2 separate regions of the Homo sapiens genome follow, and region 2 is linked to region 1. A link is a contact called in ENCODE Hi-C or POLR2A ChIA-PET data. All regions are on one chromosome and are shown on one strand. The core of a region is the stretch at or near the end of the contact, and the rest is flanking DNA. Distances in the headings are between cores, read along the strand shown.

What was found. A loop is a pair of places that touch in the nucleus more often than their neighbours do. ChIA-PET counts read pairs that join two places held with the same protein, here RNA polymerase II (POLR2A).
Region 2: POLR2A ChIA-PET joins it to region 1 with 15 read pairs in activated CD4-positive, alpha-beta T cell. The contact joins the enhancer-like site here to the promoter of FLJ42393 in region 1. A Hi-C loop is called at or near these places in 1 of 168 maps with a recorded cell type or tissue (PC-9). POLR2A ChIA-PET finds 5 or more read pairs at or near these places in 1 of 52 experiments (activated CD4-positive, alpha-beta T cell).

The regions. Positions count from the first base shown.
Region 1 is chr3:188,176,022-188,180,601 of GRCh38, reverse strand. It overlaps FLJ42393 (a long non-coding RNA gene), which reads right to left and starts at 2,059. Exons shown (of 1, transcript NR_024413.1): 1 at 1-2,059. The region is part of intron 1 of LPP (LIM domain containing preferred translocation partner in lipoma); the gene reads right to left. RefSeq lists an enhancer at 683-1,295.
Region 2 is chr3:188,817,679-188,822,258 of GRCh38, reverse strand. The region is part of intron 9 of LPP (LIM domain containing preferred translocation partner in lipoma); the gene reads right to left. Among named protein-coding and RNA genes, the nearest start is that of TPRG1-AS1, 130 kb to the left of the region's middle. Within about 2 kb of position 2,203, at least 2 of the 41 ENCODE cell types and tissues checked have a DNase peak (open chromatin) inside an H3K27ac peak, as active enhancers do.

The DNA of each region.
Region 1 (4,580 bases), core at 810-3,309:
ACGGTTCCATATTTTTGAAATGTGTTACTATGACTAGGTCCTACACTTATAACACAAAAATACCACACATAGTAAGTTCAGGTTTGTTTTTGCCTTAAGTCTTCTTGAGGGAATATAAGGAGGTTCAAGAAAGAGGAGACAGAACATTCCCCAGACAGAAACAAAGGGGAAGGGCCCTTGGGCCATCAGGGCAGCATGTGCTAAGACACAGAGGCTGCAAGAGAGTGGGACCAGGGACACACTCAGAGTAGCAAGCACAGAGCATGACTGGCAGGGGACAGCCATAGCAAATCCTGGAAACAGAGGTGAGGTCAGACGAGAGCAGGGCAAGGTGGGCACGGTGAGGGATTCTGCCCACAGGCTACGGGAGGCAGTGAGTGAGAAGGCAAGAAGCCAGCTGGGAAGCCGAAGGACAAATGCCTTCCCAGACACCTTAAATAAAAGCAGAGTCAGGGAGCGCGGAAGCCCACGCCAGGGAGAGCAGGAAGATAGTTAAGTGTCTTACACTCATTGCCATTTACAAAATGGTTCTCCTTAATTTTCTTCAAACAAGGCTATGCATATATTGGTGTCTGGAAATGAAATTAATTAGTAAATCAAATCAATACATTCTTATTGGCCAAGCATCACTCACGATCCCTTCTGACTTCATCCTAAAAGTGGACCCAACCAACAACCCCCTATGTTGCTTCACAAGTAATTTCTGACCAGTCAGGCACAGATGCCATGCAAAAGACAAGGCCTCAAGGTGCCATTATCTGTCAAATGGACCCAAGGCAGGATGAGGCTGAATGAAAGAGGAGGAAGAGGAAGAAAGGCTCACTCAGGGGGAGAGGGGAAGCTGCTGCAAGCTAACTACTGCTCTCACTGACTCAGGATGCCCATTTCTCACAACCAGAGGCCACAGTTTTGGAGCAGACAAGAGACTGCAGAGAGGCTTGCTGAAGCTCACTCCACGGCTGGATTCCTGGCAGGATGAGAAATGGAGTTCTAGTAAACTAGAAGGAATGCTGCTGGCAGGAGACAGACCTCTCGAGAGGGCTTTAAATGGAAATATGAGAGCACGAGAGGAACTCTAAGTGTAGAAAATGCACTGGGCAAACAAGCGTGTCGCAGATGTGGGCGCCCCAGAAGGGAAGGAGCTCTGGAGTCACAGGGGACCCAAAGGACAGAATGTCAGGTGGCCCTCCAAGCCCGCAGGTGGCAATGGGAACAAGGCGGGAAATGAACTGGAGAGCTGAAGGCGGGGGCCTAGGAGGAGGCCGCAGAGCTGTGATGAAGGGCTGCTCATCAGAGGCACATGCACGGGTCAGATAAAGAAGCTCCGCTGCGAAGACAGGGGGCAATGCAAGGCCACAGCCGAAGATTCCATGCATGCTCTTCACGGTGGCAAATTCAAAAGCCTTGGAGGGCAGCATGCTTCTATGATAATAGGGAATGGGGGCCGGGGGGAATATGTAGACCCCATATCAATGCTCTCAAAACCTCTCTCTCTCTCTCTCTCTCTGTCTCTCTCCCTCCCTCTCTCTTGCTCACTCTCTCTCTCTCTCTCTCTCTCTCTCTGTCTCTCTCCCTCCCTCTCTCTTGCTCACTCTCTCTCTCTCTCTTTGTCGTGCTCTCTCTCTCCCTCTCTCTCCCACTCCCCACCTCTGGCCTAATATACCTGCATGTCCACAGAGGCACCAATCTGCAATGATGATGGACTCTCTCACCCACCCTGCTACTAGGAAACTTCTTCCATATATCATAAACAGAGACCAGTATTACAATACTTCACCCACTGCGCCAATTTGGCTTTCATGTCTGTTTCCTGTGTCGATCACAACATCCTAGACAGCCCAAACAAGGCTTTATTCACCTCTAGTCCCCGGTCCCTGGAACAGCAGACAATAAATAAGGAATCAACAAGTGTCCTTCACTGCCGCACACATTGGCTGTGAATATCCTTTTGCAAAGTGCAGAACATCTGAAAGATTCTCACATTGACTAAACAACAGTGTGACCTGAAGTTAAGAGAACCATAAAGGTAAATGATTGCTAGAAGTTTAATTCCAAACAAGGAAGAGCAATTTGATGCAATGGGCAGAAGACAAACATTGGGAGAATGAGAACGTATCCTCTTGAGTTGTGATGTGAACAAACAGAGATTCCAAGATCTTGCAAAAGCGAACAGTCAGCAACCAGCATGGTGCTTAGAGTAGTCCCTGGGCAACAGAAAAAAAACAGATAAATGAAGAAACATGGACAATCACCCTACCTGGGTCTCAGCGTGAGGAGGAGAACTAGGACTTCCAGACAGAAAAGAGGAGAAGCATGAGGAGGGGGCTGGGAAAGACATTTCCCTGTGGGCATGTGGTGCCCTCCACTGGGGCCAGAATTCCCAACCTGCCTCACTCTCCCCATCTGTGAAATTGGCTGATTCCCTGAGGTCCCTCCCAGCACTGACTATCAAGTGACAGAGAACCTAGAAACTCCAGGAGCTCCATCAGAGCCCTGACTACCTGTCCAAGTGAGACTGTGGGAGCCTCACTCTTCTCACACCTGTAAACTGAGGGTGCTGCAGTGTCAGCTATATCAACACTCCCAAGTATGCCTTTGCCAAAACCTCTATGGATGAGAAAGGAAAAGAGCATGTATGGAATTGGCCAGGGCTTAGAACCATCTTGAACATGACACACTTATGCACATCGTCACATCTTCCCAGCATCCCTGTCCCACCTCGGGCAGCAACTGTCAAAGTTCTGCCCCCAGGATGACCTCCCAGAGTCCTCAGGGCAGCTCCATCTCTCCAGCCCTCATTCCTTTCCAGCTCTTTGGTGTTTCCCTGTAATAAAAACACTGTGCACTTCTCTTTTCATGTTTTAACCATGAAGTGCCTTCCTCCAGACAAGTACTTTAATCCTTACTCCAGTCAGAATAGGTAACATCAGCATAATTACCATCATTACTCCCATTTTACAGAGGAGAGGGCTGAGGCTCACGTAAGACCTAATCTTCATCTTCCCAGGGATCCTCCAACTCCTAGCCAGGCCTCTCCCAGCTCCTAAATCAATCATGAAAGACTACAGCAATCACATCCAGTACTTTTCTGATCTAGTGTCTTTGCCGCTAAATAAAGGCAGAAATCAAGGTGGCAGGATCAATCCTGTATTCAAATCACTGTACTGTCTGCCACCCTCCTATGCTGGTCCAGGGAGCAGAACTGAAAATGTGCCTCAAGGCCCCAATCCAAAACAGATGCCATCACCCTGGACAGATTCTCCAACCATGCTCCAAGACTGGTATCCATCTCACTTCAACCAGCCCTCCTTCCCAGGCCTGGGTCTGTCTACTGGCACAGGGGGACCCTGCCATGAAAATGAGGGCATCTCTACTGGATTGCAGGCGATCCCCTCGCTGGGCTGGCCCACCCATTCAACCATCACTGGACCACCCCCAGGCCTGCTACCCCTTCAGACACTCAGCCTCATACTGCCTAGCTCTTTCTACCAGGTCTCTCCCTCAGATCAATTCCACCTCAGCCCCAAACTTGCCATCTCCTAAGCAGATTTATACTTCTTCCCAATTTCTATCCTTCCTCTAGCTCATTACTGCTTTCCTGTTGCTTAAGCTAAGTCTATTTCAAATTATAGCTCAGAGAGGGCAGGTGACTTGTTCAAGACTACACAGCCATTTAGTGGCAAAGCTGGGGCTTGAACCCAGCTCTCCCAATTCTAAGCCTTGTGTTTTTCCACTAAATCTCAGCTGTCTCTCTCTATCATACTGCTCAAGAAGCCACTGGTGCATGAGAGGGTGCAGACCACATCTTATTCTCTTTAGTAATGTGTACACTAAGGGCCAGGTATATGTTCAGTGACTTCTTGCAGTCCTAGGAGGTATGACTGTCTTTGTTTACAGATGAGAAAATGTTTTCAGACTACTGCACTGCTATACCACTAGTCTAAATACAGTTGTGAACACACAGCACTGGTCAATAAATGTGGGTTAACTGATTTTTTTTTTTTTAATTAGCTGAAGAGAGCCTAATGGAAAGACCTGAAAAACAAGTTTGTGGCCAGATCAGGCAAAGGGGGTAAGATCCAGTTATCATTCTGCAGTAGAACTAAACATAATATTGTTGCAGGACAATCTCTGATGGCAATGTGAAGCAGTCTGTGAGTCGGGGTGCCTGATTTTGACTCTACCTGACCTGACAGTGTGTGTGACTCTAGGCAAATCTTTTCTATTTCCAGGCCTCATTTCCCCATCTTCAAAAACTCTTTTTTAAATTTATTTATTTATTTTTTTTACAAAAGAAAGAAAGCAAGAAATCCCAGAAGTTGAACTAGATCATAGGTTCTCTTCAACATTAGTAGCACCTGTGAGCTTCTTAGAAATGAAAATTCAGGGGTCCCGCCTGATTTACAGCATCAGAACCTCTGAGACGGGGCCCAGTAAACTCTCCAGGATGACCCTAATGTTCCTTCGAGTTTGAGAACCATTAGACTAGATGACCTTTATGATCCTTCCAGCTCTATCACTCTGAGAACCTTATGCTTTCTCAATTCAACAGCATCAACTCCTCCCAATTTTGCCATTCT
Region 2 (4,580 bases), core at 954-3,453, 640 kb before region 1:
CTACACCCTCCAATGTTGCTTCATTTCACTTCAAAGAGCCCCGTCATCATTTAATGACCTCCCTGTTCTTCCTGTATCAGAAGAGGAAGTGGACCCACTCATTTCCAAGACAACTTAGCTAGTAGAGACCCTTTCGGTGCCAAGGTCCCATGCTTCTGAAACCTGTGACAGTATATTATTACATCCTGAATCTTTAGGAAGAGCAGAAAACAGCCATTCCTTCGTATTCTAGAGAAAAATGAGATATCAGGGAGCAAACAGCATCTTAGGGGGCTACCATTTTCATTCTTATGGACAAAATTCAGCCCACATAGAAATAAATCAATAGATCATAATTTATTCCCAAGGAAAAAAATTGGATTAGTCACACAAAAGTTGTTTAAGGATGTTGTCTGCAACATTAATATGTAAGAATAGAAGAATGAGTAAAAAAAATGGTCTAACTACAAGTATTAATGTTATACAAGCATTAAAAACCAGGTTCTCAGAAAATATATCTGGGAAGATATGGGAAAATGTCTCTGAGAATAAAACAGATTTGGAATAAAACAAATACACATATTGTAACGTGTACATGTATGCCATATATATATAAGCATAAATATGTAAATTGTGTCTAATATATAAATGAATACATTCACTATATATGCACATATATTATTGTAATTTTAGTTTAAAAGAAGAAGGAAAAAGCAAAAGAAAAAGGTTAGCAGGTTAGCTATTTTTAGGTGTTAAGAGTGACTTATAATAAATTATGGGTTTACAGGTGATTTTGAAATTTATCCTTTTGGAAATGTGTTTCTGTAAAAATGATGAACATCATAATAAAGAATATCTAAAACAATGAATCTTAACATTGGAATGACATTGGGCAGCTTTAAAAAAAAAATACTGATGTCCGTGACCAAACCCAGATATTCTGATTTGAGTGATCTAGGATGCTGCCTGGGTATCAGAGTTTTAAAACCATCCAGATAATTCTAAATATTTAGCTATAATTGAGAACCACTGTTTTAAAAACATGTTTCTTTTTAACTATGTGCATTACTTATTTTAAATATACACATTCAAAAGAATTCAACCTGTAACTAAAAGTTACATTCATTAGGATTTTTCCAACTGAAGTCTGAAAAAAAAATCAGAGGCTACAGAGAGGAATGGAAGAGAGAACTGTATCAGAAATCTAAACATGATGGTCACTTGTGCTGTCTGGTAACCAGGACAAAAGGGAGAATATGAATCAAAAAAAGATAATTTCTGTTAAAGAAGTTTAGAATGAATTCTAAGAGGAAATCATCTCGTATATGTAAACGATGACATGGACATGATGGAAAACATATTTATTAACAGTTTCATAGATAATACAGAGACATTTTCCTATACAAGTTTCGTATACTAACTTCTTATAAAAGCCAAGGTATAACGATGCTGATTTTGTGAAAACATTTCGGTGGTGAACTCAGTGAAGTAGTCTGGACTTATCGGAGTTAACGTTATATTTATTTACAATAAAAAGGATTATTTAAGAACACTAAAAATGAAAATGTATTATCCTTTTAATCTAACTTCCATTTATCTGTAACACAGAAGTTAATTTCTCAGTTAAGCACTTTGTGGTATGTAGATAGGACAGATTTAGGAAATTAAGTTGGGATATGTTAGAAATGGGCTATAGTGAGGAGAAGCAAACACACAGAATGTAGGAATTCACATTCACATATATGAAAGTAGGCTTTTGGACAAGAACATTGGTGTGTACTTTTGAGAAGAGTATTCCTCCTTTTATACCAATGAGTGCACACAGATTCACACAGATACAGACACAAAGAGACACACACTTTTTGTTTTTTAGTGATAACTTCCAAAGTAAATGTACAAATATTTGACTCAAAATAACTTGACATTTTCAGCCTGAGTCTCCTCTCCTCTGTTCTTGACTCAATTGAACACACACACACACACATACACACACAAACACACACACACAAACACCAGTTTCTAGGACAGCAAAACATATCAGGGAGTATAGTAAAGAAGTTCCAAAGGGGAAAAGCTTTTTTTGACTTTTAGCACATAAGCAATAATTTATTGCTAACAGCAGTTAATGTAATGGTTTGAGAAATGTGATTACCACACTTCCTTGGGAGAATCTGCTAAAAACAAAACTAACCCTATTACACAACAGTGAAAATAAGTCCAGAGTCTTGTGGATTATCCATGTGTAGCTGAAGTCACAGACACTATGTAACCTTCTGAAATTTCTAGGCTACTTCAAGTTAGAGTGCAAAGCTTCCCTTTCAGGTAAGATGGACAGCGATCTTAATTGCTTCGGTTTTCAAACTGATGGCTGGCAGTTAGTGGCTTGACATATAGGTTTGGGCACACTCCTGCAGTTCTAACAAACCTTCCCGTGGACCACCAAAGGTGAGTTTGCCATTCAAAGACCCCCTCATAAACCAGGCCTAAACTGTCTTTCTACTTTTATGTCTTAGTTCCTTCACATTCCTGCCCCTCTGCCTGAATCATCGCCACCCATGTGTTCATTTTTTCCACCTCCAATCCCTGGCTGAAGCTCACCTTTCTTTTTCCTCATTCCCACCGAACACCATCTGTCAAAGATCATACTCCGTCTTCAAAATCCAGAACCCACCTCCTCCACAAAGTATTCCCTAATTGTGTAGTTAGAATACATTCCTTCCTCACTCAGTTTTATGATTCTATTACAATACCCTTCAACAAAGTCAATTTTCATTTTTTTGAAAGCTACATTTTTCCTTCCTTTTATCAATGCCCAGGGTATGGGGCCTTGTTTTGTGAATCCTGTAGCCTCTACAGTGAGGCATGCAATAGGTATTCAGGGTTTTTTTTTTCTTTATAGCGAAAACTTGGGTACACATGGATGTAAAGATGGGAATAACAGACACTTGGGAATCCAAAAGGAAGGAAGGAAGGAGGGGGAGAAAGGGCTGAGACACTTCCTGTCAGGTATTATGTTCACAGTGTGGATGATGGGATCGATAGAAGCCCAAACTTCAGCATCACACAATACAATCTTGTAACGAACCTGCATATGTACCCCCAAAATCTAAAATTGAAATTAAAAGAAAAGGATAAAGTGTTTAGCATTTTAAGACCTGACTAATCAAATACTGTCATACAGGAAGAGATGGCAAAAACATTGTAAGTAACACACACACACACACACACACACACACACACACACACACACACGACCCCCATGAGTTGCAACTCTTTAGACAGAAAGGTAAACAAATCATTCAATTATCATCAACTGAATTCTCATGACAATTACCAGACAATTATCTTCATAATAAATTATCTTATCTTCCAACAGCCAAAGTTAAGTGGAAACCAGATCTGACCAGCAAAAGCCTGGGAAGGAAGCTGGTGTATATTAGGTATTTGCAAGGAGTTGGGCACTTCACATATATAACGTTCATATAATATTAACAACTCTGCAAGGGAAGGCTTATTCCATTTTTTTATTTGAAGAAACTGAGCCTCGGAGAGGTTAAGCAATTTGCCCAAGGCTACACTGTTAGGAAATAAAGCTGGGATACAAACCTGGGGCAGTAGAACTACAAAGTCTAAACTCTTTCCATCCTACCAAGCTGCCTCTCAATCTCACATATAAATAGCTCAGAATTTTACTGAAGATTAACAGGAGAGTGATTCTCAAACTACTTTATATTTTTGCAGGGCCTTAGAGTAACACCTGTCCAACTGACATGGAACCGTGAAAGTCCAGAGTCCTGTGGACTATCCATGTGTAGTTGAAGTCACAGACACTACGTAATCTTCTGAAATCTCTAGTCTGAAAGATTCAAGGTAGGGAATAGCTCAAGAGAGAAAATACCAATAGAAAGTATTATAATACTCAGAAGAGCTTGAACCTCAATAAACTGAGGATACATACTATCAACTATTAAATAGTTCTGACAGATTACACCTATTATATGTTATTATTCACAAAAAGCATATTAGCTGTACTGGGGGAAAAAAAGGAGGATTAATTAGAAGTTATGAAACTTGGAATTCAGTTCAGAAAACCATGAACTTGCTGTGGTGTCTTGAGCAAGTCATTTTTCTTGCTGGGTGTCATTTGTGCCTGTTTGCTCAATACCGGGATTGATTACAGGATATGCACCCGTTACTTCTAACATTCTGTAAGCCTGAAGTTAGTAACTTGTAGACCTACAGGACCTCACTAGCAGAGAGGAGAGATTCTGCTCATGCTTGCACTCTGAACATATTTGATACGCCTTAGAATATGATCCCTGCAACTTTCCTAAAAGCATGTATAGCCAGTTGAGATACTAAGATAATAATCGTGTGGAAGAACAAAAACGTAAACTCTTAAACAGGTGTCTGCAGGTGGTTCCCTTGCTGCATTCCTTTGCGGTGAGCCCAGACATTTCCTTGCCCTGTAGTATCTGTTTCTCCACCTCAGGTTAGGTTTTGAAATTTTAGTTTTTAGACAAACACAGGATCTGGTTTTCCATTTTTGTTCTGTATACAAAGTGACGTTAAAACCATTTCAAAGTCAAACAGGTCTCCTC